Regions from separate parts of the Mus musculus genome. Here all the other regions are linked to region 1. Evidence: chromatin contacts called from ENCODE Hi-C or POLR2A ChIA-PET data. All regions are on one chromosome and are shown on one strand. Each heading gives the region's core, a stretch centred on a gene start or an enhancer-like site at or near the end of the contact. The rest is flanking DNA. Distances are from core to core; before and after follow the strand shown.

The links. A loop is a pair of places that touch in the nucleus more often than their neighbours do. ChIA-PET counts read pairs that join two places held with the same protein, here RNA polymerase II (POLR2A).
Region 2: a map of heart shows a loop between it and region 1 (2.2-fold over the local background). The contact joins the promoter of Ivns1abp here to the enhancer-like site in region 1. A Hi-C loop is called at or near these places in 3 of 37 maps with a recorded cell type or tissue (Patski and heart). POLR2A ChIA-PET finds 5 or more read pairs at or near these places in 1 of 5 experiments (Patski).
Region 3: a map of heart shows a loop between it and region 1 (1.8-fold over the local background). The contact joins two enhancer-like sites. A Hi-C loop is called at or near these places in 1 of 37 maps with a recorded cell type or tissue (heart). POLR2A ChIA-PET finds 5 or more read pairs at or near these places in 1 of 5 experiments (Patski).

Annotation. Positions count from the first base shown.
Region 1 is chr1:151,234,715-151,237,736 of GRCm38, forward strand. No RefSeq gene overlaps it. Among named protein-coding and RNA genes, the nearest start is that of Gm46162, 15 kb to the right of the region's middle. Within about 2 kb of position 1,762, at least 1 of the 3 ENCODE cell types and tissues checked has a DNase peak (open chromatin) inside an H3K27ac peak, as active enhancers do; it is heart, where a contact is called at or near this core.
Region 2 is chr1:151,342,576-151,345,833 of GRCm38, forward strand. It overlaps Ivns1abp (influenza virus NS1A binding protein), which reads left to right and starts at 1,923. Exons shown (of 15, transcript NM_054102.2): 1 at 1,923-2,180. It also overlaps the pseudogene Gm10138.
Region 3 is chr1:151,124,095-151,127,411 of GRCm38, forward strand. The region is part of intron 1 of Gm36139 (a long non-coding RNA gene); the gene reads right to left. Among named protein-coding and RNA genes, the nearest start is that of C730036E19Rik, 12 kb to the right of the region's middle. Within about 2 kb of position 1,901, at least 1 of the 3 ENCODE cell types and tissues checked has a DNase peak (open chromatin) inside an H3K27ac peak, as active enhancers do.

The DNA of each region.
Region 1 (3,022 bases), core at 512-3,011:
GAAGTTTTTTTCCAGCATGCAAGAGGTGTCACAGGGCATCAGCTTGTAACCTGTGATTTGACTTTGAGTTGTTCTTTCAGTGTTCCCTGGCACCCCTTCCTCAGAACCCCTATCCAAGCCGAGGCTGGTCCTTGGCACATGCTTGTGTGTGTGTATGTATGTGTGCATTCATTTGTGCAAATATATATGTACATCTGTGTGTGTGTGCCTGTGCACACCTAATTCAGCTAAAAATAATAACAGAGGAAAACTTATAAACTAGTCCTTATCAAATGTTTAGAATAAAATTTTCAACATCTTTTGCTTAATATGAAGAACACACTATATTAATTACATAGTAGTAAGATAACAGGTAGCAAATGCACCGATGTGAATAAAATGATTTCAAGTTAACACCATCACTACTGTTACAGACAGAACCCTAACTTAGTGACCCAGAGGCTGCTCAGTAATGTGTTAACACATTTCTACAAAGCCCTAGGAGCCTCTCATATCAACTCTGTGGGTAAGACGGCAAAAGGAGCCAGAGTGGATTGCGCATTTGCTGAGCAATCTACTTAGCCTTAAGGCCAGCCAGTGTGCCAGTACTGAAGGGCTGCCTAAGAGAGTACAATAGAGTAATTTCCTTGCCTTTCATTATTTCATTCATATATATATATACATATATATATACACATATATATACATATATATATACACACACACACACAACTTTGAAGTTTATAGATGGTACCAGCCTAGGAGATAACAAACAAAATCCAAAAGAGTCAAGACCCCAAAGTATCTTGACAAGTTAGAATCCAGGATCAAAACCAGCTTAGAGAAGGGATAAGGAATCCAGTTTTCTCACTGGGATTTGCAAAAGCTCTTGGAGTCTTCACTGAGGAATTATGAGGCTTCTTTGGGCCCCATAGAAAACAAATCTCCAAGCAACCGGTTTTCCCTTTCATTCATCTGCTTAACAATGACTAGTGTGAGTTTCCTTTGTGCACAAGGGAAAGAGTCTGAACAGCTCAGTGGGTCTGGAGTTCTGGTCGCATGGCATCTGATAGCTGAGGGTAAAGGAAAGTGCATGCTATTCATTCCTGCTCTTAGCAGCCACTCTTACCAAAGACAGGTTAGGCTACTTTTTTAAGGTCAAAAGACTAGTGGAGGATCCAGCTAGGAGTGTAGCTCAGGCTGCCTGTTTGTGGTGTGGGTACCCCTAGATGAGCACTAAGAGGCACAACCTGAGTTTGATCCCTCAGGATCCAGAGAAAGGTGAGAGAGCTGATGCCCCATGCCATTCTCTGACCTCCATCTTTGCTGTAACAGACATGCACACACACACACATACACACAAATAATAATAGTAATTATTTTTAAGACGTTTGAGCTGTTTGCTTTTGTGCAATTTACTGCAGAACCATGGAAGCCCTTAAGAGGCCCCACAGTTAGAACAAAGCTAAACTCAGCCACTTGAGTCTAACAAACTAGGCAGAGGACTTAGTCACCTTCCCTGTCGGGAAAGGCTACAGCTGGAGGCATGTCAGACCACACAGGGAAATTACAAATGTGGACACCCTCCAGGAACACTTGAACCAGTACCACAACTACTCCAAGCTAATATCTGGAGATCTGTAGCCAAATGCTTAGCCATGTCTCCCAGCTGGGAGTAGGGGTCAGCATGATGATCCATCCCTTGGGTGCTCAAGCCGTCAACTTCACGGAGATAAACAGATCCTTTGAACGGAGACCAGCCTGGGATGGCAAGCACAAACCTCGGTAGAACTAGCTGTACTTCTGGTAGCAAAACAGTATTAAACAAGGGCCATATTATGTTTGCAGACCTCAGGGCAAAGCCTGGCACACGTCCTCCAGTAGCCGGAGATCGGCGTTTACCAGGGAATGAGTAATTCAGAAAGAGGTTTGCAAACTGTAGTCCTAGACCAGATGGAAAAACAAGCTACTGGCTTCCATGGAGTACAAGCTTCAAACCTCGTGCCAGCAGTTGCCTCCTCCTCCACGACTGTCTTTGGGGAAAGAATGAGAATTCTAGTGATCTGAGTTACACAGACTTTCCAAAGCAGAGGAAGTCCTATCATGACATGAAAGGAGGTTTGTTTCCATCTTCTCTGGTTTATTAAGACGCTGCTTGATTGGCTCTCACACCCAGTGCTGTGCTCTCTCTGGGCGCTGACTCAAGCAGGAAACAGGCACCACAGCCAGGAGAAAACAGCCTTCTGAATGAAATTAGCCTTTGTTTTCCTGTTCCCCGTTGACCCTGATGGGCGCTTATTCATGAAATACGGAAAAAGTAAGGTTCAGAGTATCAGCTGATTAAGTTGGAATGCGAGGCGAGCTTGACAAGCATATGCATAATGACAATGCTGATAAAAATCTAAAAGGACTTCTACAATAAAGACTTAAGTGGTGGATTGATTGATTGATTGATTGATTGATTTTGGTTTTTCGAAACAGGGTTTCTCTGTATAGCCCTGGCTGTCCTGGAGCTCACTTTGTACACCAGGCTGGCCTCGAACTCAGAAATCCGCCTGCCTCTGCCTCCTGAGTGCTGGGATTAAAGGCGTGCGCCACCATGCCCAGCAGATTTTTTTTTTAAATGGAAATGATTGATGAGGCTAGCAAGTTGGTTCAACAGATAGAGGCACTGGCCACCAAGCTTGATGACCTGATGACCCCGGACGCCTACATGATGGAAAGAAAGACTTGAAAATATTCCATGGCGCAAACCTTCACACAAGCATGTATGCACAAAATACACACTAAGTATAAAGTAGGATGAAATAGCATACATCTTCTCAGAACATCCATCCCAATTATACCCCCGTCAATCTCCCTGAGGCTCTAACATTGTCGATATAAGAACTGTCAAAACTCCTATGAACCGTGCATATTTGAATGCCTTTAAATGGTTTTAACTATAACTCTCACTTCAGGTCAGCTATCTTTCTGCTGTGTCATTCACATGGTGAAAATCAAATCCACAGAAATTAAATGAACATCACTTATTCATCAAATG
Region 2 (3,258 bases), core at 673-3,172, 110 kb after region 1:
TAGGAATTAAGTACATTGAGAATAAACAAATCATTGGCCAGAATTCAGTATGGGACAATATCTGAAGCATGATCAAAGAGAAACAACAAAGGTGATTATTGTCACCAATTCCCAACTTATCTGACATAAAACATACACCCAAATAAATTAATAATGATCAGTCTTAGAAAATCTGTGTATATAATGTGTTTGTGTGTTTACAGTGTTAGAGATGAAACCCAAGCACCCTGGTGCTTTAGGCAAGCACTCTACTGCTAAACTATGTTCTCCGCCCCGAGATCAACATTATGTCCTTTGTTACTATTACAAAGAATGCAAATAATCATTTATGGCTCACTTCCAAGTGTCAGTGGCTATTATACATACTGAGATGCCTGAAAGACAGATACTATGTAAAATTATGCCAGGATTCATAGAGCAGGAAATACTGAAGGCCAAAATGCACTGACTCCGATCACACTGTCGCTTTAAGAGAGTGTTGACTGTTCCAGATTACAAAGACGCTATTTAGTGTACAGCAAGTAGGACCATGTGTCCGGCAGGCCAGTCATGTGCCTGTCCCAAGTGGGCAGTTCATATTCTCTCACTGCCAGAAGGAGCTCAGTAATCCAGGTCCCTAATAGTGTCATTTGCAACAAAAGTAATGTGCTATCAAAGAGAAAAGCTGGACGGCAAATGCCAGTTTCTCTAAGACACATAATCATACTAGCTGACAGCTCAGTTTCTACTTCCTCCTTTTGTGAAACAACAACAAAAAAGAAACGTCTCCTGGCCACAAGATCTTATTTTTTAAAAGTAATGAAGACCCCCCTCCCAATTTCTATTTCCTACCCGCTAACACATTAAAGAAGGGTAGGAAGCATTGTCAAAGAGCTCCAAGAAATGGCTACAAATTAAGCGGGATGATCAAAGTCAGGTCTAGACTGTGTAAGCGCCCTCTATAAACCAGTATAAGCATTAATCTGGAAACCTTTACCTAACTCGATTATGTGTATACTTTATAGACCTTTGGATATAATCTCACCAAATCCCCTCATCTTCAATCAAGGAAACTTCCCAGCATGTGCTTCAGAGTCATATGAAGAAGTGGAGCCCAGCTTAAATCACATTTGACCTAAACAACTGCCTGCCTCCTAGGGGCAAGGTGGGTGGATGACTGGGCTTGGCTCCTGGGTTAAAAGGCCCCAGGGGGTAGAGATAGGGACTAACAATTCCCCAAGCTACTTTTCTTTGTCCAAAGAAGTCGAGACATCAGGAACTGATACCAGAGGGGGACAAAAAGTAGAAGTGAACACGCATTTTATGGCACACCGATAATATCTCTTTCACCTTTTTTTTTTTTTTTTTTTTTTTTAAACACACTCACTGAATGCTCACCCAAAGCAGGCCAATAGAGGGGCTAGTTGTTCAGGCCCTCCTCTGACTTATCCCTTCTTCCTCCATTCTTCTCACCCCTCCACCTCCAAGGTAAGAGCCTGATGCTCAACTACTGCCGCGGGGTTCCCACAACACGCAGCTCCAGTCTAGGCTAGTTGCCTAGAAGTCAGTGTGACGCTGAGAACTCTAATCGCCACGTCGGATCTCTGGAGAAGGTAGGGCAGGTGGAAGAGGAAGGAGGGAACCAGTTCCTGGACAGTGGAAAAAAAAGGGCGAAGCGAGGGTGTGAGGCTCGGGAGGGAGCGCGCGCTCGATAAGTAACAGGAGGAGCGGTCCCCGCCGCCCCGCTCTCCCGGATCACCTTGCGCTGACCTAGTTGAGCCGAGAAGGAAGGAGGGGGCGGTTGAGGAAAAGAGCTATGAGGTGGGCGGGGCCCTGTCCGGGGGCGGAGCCTCAGAGCGGGATCTTCCCGGGAGCTCGCCTGTGATTCGCTCAGGCATCAGAGCCGGAAGCGGCCGGGAGGCGTTGGCGGCAGCGCACGTGGTGACGTGCGAGGGAGTGCGGCGCGAGCGCGCGCGGCGGCGGCGGCGGTGGCAGTGTGTTCGGGACGCGCGTGGAGGTCGGTCAGTCGCTCGGAGGTGCTGGGCGCGTCGTGGCGGCGAGCGAGTTCCCGCGAGTACCCACTGGTCTTCCTCAGCCCGCAGCCTCCCGCCCGGTCGCCCCGAGCCCCTTCCAGCGCCTTCCGCCTGCAGCCCGTCGAAGCTCTGGAGATGAATTTCGCCATCTCTTCAGAGATGACCCAGGTAACGCGCTGTACGCGGGCGCCGCGGGAGGGAGAGGGCGGGGTGGGAAGATGGTGGTGGTGCGGAGCGTCCCGCTGTCCCGGGAGACACGGGCATCGCGGGGCTCCGCATTCGGCTCGGTTGCCGGCTGGCGGGGGAAGAGCGCGGTGGTCCCGGACCTTCCTCCGCCGGGGCGGGGATCGTCAGGCTTCCGCGCTGGGTGACGGAGGGTCCCCGGGACCTGGCCCGGCGGAGGACTAGGAGGGATGACCCGCCGGATGAGAGCGGCGGCCACCGAGGACTGTAGACATCGTTTCCCGCTGTCAGGAGCGAGGTGCCGGCTGCGGTTTGGGGCTCTCCGGGCTAAGACTCCCCGCGGCCGGCGCGTGGGGACACAGAGCCGCCCTCAGAGCGCATCGGTTCCAGGGGTTAGGCGTGGGGTGGCACGGAGTCCCTGGTCGCCGTGGACCACGGGGTCCTTTGTTCGAGCTCCACGTTGCCCGCTTTTCTTGCCAAGCGCGGGGAAAAGGAGGCGGGAGGAGCGAGGGAGCGGCTGCCCTGACGTGTCAGCTCTGAGTGACTGCGCCGCCGGCCAATCGCGGCCAATCGCGGCCGGGGGTGTGCGGGTGCCTCGCTGTACCCGCCGAGAGCGCGCCCCAGGCCTTGCAGCGCGGGGTCCCCGGCGCGCCGGGGCACAGGCTCCATGTTCTCTGAAAGAAATAGGTGGAGAGCAGGCTTTTCGTCCGATCACCTTTTTTTTTTTTTTTCTATTTTTGGGTAAAGGACCTCGTTGATAAGACACCGGGGAGTGTCAGAGTGGAGATTAACGTAAGGAAATCTGTACACACACACACACAAATTTGAGAAATATTTCCGCCTTTCCCTCAATAAGTTGCAGATAAATGATTCCGGAGAGCAAACATTTCGATCAAAAAGAAGTCGGACGGCCTAAAAGGCAACGTTTTGTTTAATGTCTGTCAGTAGTGGAGGTTAGAACACCCAGATATCAAGTTCTTAGGAGTTTTGTTGTGGTCTCCTGTTTTGGCAATACACCATAGCTCTGGAAGTAAGAGCACACAAGCCGCACGGACTAAATCAC
Region 3 (3,317 bases), core at 651-3,150, 110 kb before region 1:
GGCAAAGTCTAAAGGTGTGAAAGTTAGATTAAAACCAAGATCAAGGGTTGCCAACATCAGCTGTACTGCTTTGTAGAGTTACGAAAGCCTCGTTATTTGGAGGTAGCCAAGCACAGTCAGCAGGCTTTCAAATATTACCTGTTAGGCAGCTTCTCCTGCAATCAATAAGCCAGTAGTTCTCAGACTGAAAAAGTATGTCACATACCTAGAGGGGAATCGTACCCAGTCCCAGAGAGTCTGACTCGAGGTCTACAAAGGCACCCGAGAAACTTCATTATAAACAAATTTCCACTTGAGGCTTGCTAGAATTTAGATCTCTCGTGCTCCCCAGAAATCCATGTTGAATACTGAGTCCCCAGCCTGTTACACTACTAGACGTGGTGACACCTTTAAGAGATGGAAACGACTGAGAGGAAGTTTAATCAATGAAGAAGCGCTCCCGAGGGATGTATTGAGACTCAGATCCTTTCTCCACCCTCCCTGTCTGATTTCAAGCATCAGGATCCAACATCCCTCTTCTGCCAAGCATTCATGCAATGATATAAGACCCAAAGCAACAGAGCCTGGCCCTATGAGTTGAACCTCTAAAACCACGAGCAAACAGAAACCTTTCCTTCCTTTAAGTTGATTGCCTTTGGTATTTTGCCACAGTAAAGAAAAACATACTGGGAGAACTTTGAGGCTAAACAAATTTCTATCAGGGATTCCTCCAACGCTTATTTCTATGCTATAGAGATTGTAAGCCACTTACCATTAAAGGATGCAGCATAAATTACGTGATTTATAGTAGGAAACATGAGTTAGTACTGGAAGAAGCAGGATTTAAACCAGTGGTTCTCAACCTTCCTAATGCTATGACTCTTTAATACATTTCTTCTGGTTGTGGTGACCCACAAACATAAAATTATTTTGATTGCTTCTTTAAACTGTTCTTTTTTTGCTATTGTTATGAATCATAACGTAGATAGCTTATATGTAACCCCCAAAGGGGTCACAACCCACAAGATGAGAACCACTGGTTTACACAAAGCAAGTTAGAAAGGCCAGACCAGAGAAAATGAGGAGGACTTGTCTTTAAATAGGCACAGACTGAATGTTAACTGAAGAACTTTCACGTATGTTCCTTCCCACACCCACAGCTTCACCGTTTCCTGCCGTCAGCTTGCTAGGCTGGTTCTTTTGTGCCTTGCCTTAGGGAAAATATGTAGCAACAAAAAGAAAATACAAAACTAGTCACATTCTGGCTTTTTCACTTTAAAAATTTAGCTCATTAGAATTGAAAGAACATGTTCCATGGAAATAAAGACCTGGGAGGTAGAATGAGTGAGAACGGTTCTTCAAAATGACTCTGAAGGTCAAGAGATGTGGGACATCCTGATTGGACAACTCTAGAAGAAATACGGGCTCCCCAGCTAATACCGTGACTCACCTGAGACACCGTAACTTAGATATAGGAAAACCCTAGTTTTACTAAATTTTTGATAAATGAGGCTTTGAAATCGAAGTCAAGCTTTTAGATAAGGGTAACCTGAGTTGCAGGTTTCATGCCCTAGATGCACACAGAATATGTGCATGGATGAAGAGAAGGTTAGTCTGTTGGGACAAATTATCAGTGTATCCGTAGTGGGATGACCAAAGTGGGCAAGCAAGTGAGGCTGGAGTTTGGCACAGTGAGATTTAATGTAAGTTGAGCTCCAAAGCTTAAAGACACACCCATGTCCTGGTCACTGAGGTCATCCTGAAGCCTACATGGAATTCCAATACCCTCTCCTCATCCCCTCGTTCACAAATGAGGCTGAGTGTCTCTTTAAGTGTGTCCTCTCCCTTAGATGTTAGGAGACTTTTGTGGTGAGTCATCGCAGCAGGTCTTGTCTTCCAACAAGGATGTATTATATAATATCTTGCAGAGCCTTCTCACAGGCATCAACTGGATAATTCTCCAAACTATCCCTAACGTTTATCTGAAGGTTGTGTGGGGAAAAAAAAAATTCCTATGGCTATCAGTTTGCTCTACAGGCCAACAGAAGCAGCAACCTCCACACACAAAATCTCTTGAACCCCAAAAGTACAAAAAACAAAAAGTACATCAAACTAAACAGCTTCTTCTCAGCAGAGTGAAAAAGGAAACAGCAGAGAGCTGAGATGACCTAGAAAGGCACATGTGGGAAGGAGCTGTGTGATCCTTCATCTTGATAGTCAGCATGCCTGGGTTTACAGTCACCATGAGGATGTGCCTCTGGATGTGTCTGAGAGTGTTTCCCAAGTCAGGTGAAGAGGGATGATTTACCACAAATATGGGTGGCACTTTCACAAGGACTGGGGTCCCAGACTGAATAAAAAGGAGAAAGTGAGCTAGGCATGAGAATATCTCTCTCTCTCTCCTCTCTCTCTCTCTCTCTCTCTCTCTCTCTCTCTCTCTCTCTCTCTCTCTCTCTCTCTCTCTCTCTCTCTCTCAGCTTCCTGACTGCATACAATGTGACTAGCTGCCTTGTGTTTGAATGGCAGCTTCAAACTGTGAGCCAACACAAACCTTTGTATAGCAGCAGAGAAGAAAGTAACTAATACAGGTTGACATCCAGAATATACAGAAATCTAAAAAACTCAACAGCAAAAAGAAAGGAAGGAAGGAAGGAAGGAAGGAAGGAAGGAAGGAAGGAAGGAAGAAAGAAAGAAAGAAAGAAAGAAAGAAAGAAAGAAAGAACAATAATTAGAATGGTATCCTTTAAGACTCATTCAAAAATAGGCATATACCTAAGCAAACATTTCTCAGAATGCATACAAAATGTACAGTAGGTTTAAAAAAATGGGGGAGGAGTTTAGTATCACTAATCATCAGGAAGATGCAAACCAACACCAGAATGCCACGTCATTTCAGTGCAGTAAGGGTGGCTCTTATCAGAAAGGACCACAGAAAACAAGTACAGGTGAGAAAGCAGAGAAAATGCAGCCTTTCTATAGTGTTGATGGGAATGTCAGTGGGTACAGCCTGTGAGTGTTAGAGCTCAGATGGAAAGGTATCCTGGCAGTTGGGAGCTGAGGAGTCACACTGCACAACAAACTTCTCACAAGAGGTTTATTGGGAGGGAAAGACCCAGGAGGGCAGCTGCTTCTGCTCCGGCAAGAAGCAGTAGAGGACAGAGTTTATTATATAGGATTTCATGAGAGACGGAGCTTTCCAGGGTGGGGATTGATGGGATTAAAATCTTGAAAAGTCTTGAGCTGGGCTTTTTATTCTGTGGGGCAGGGGCTGAGCCCTGCCATTAGGGCAGAGTGTTTTGTGGGTGAAACCTGACAGAGGCCCTCAGGGAATGGGCCTG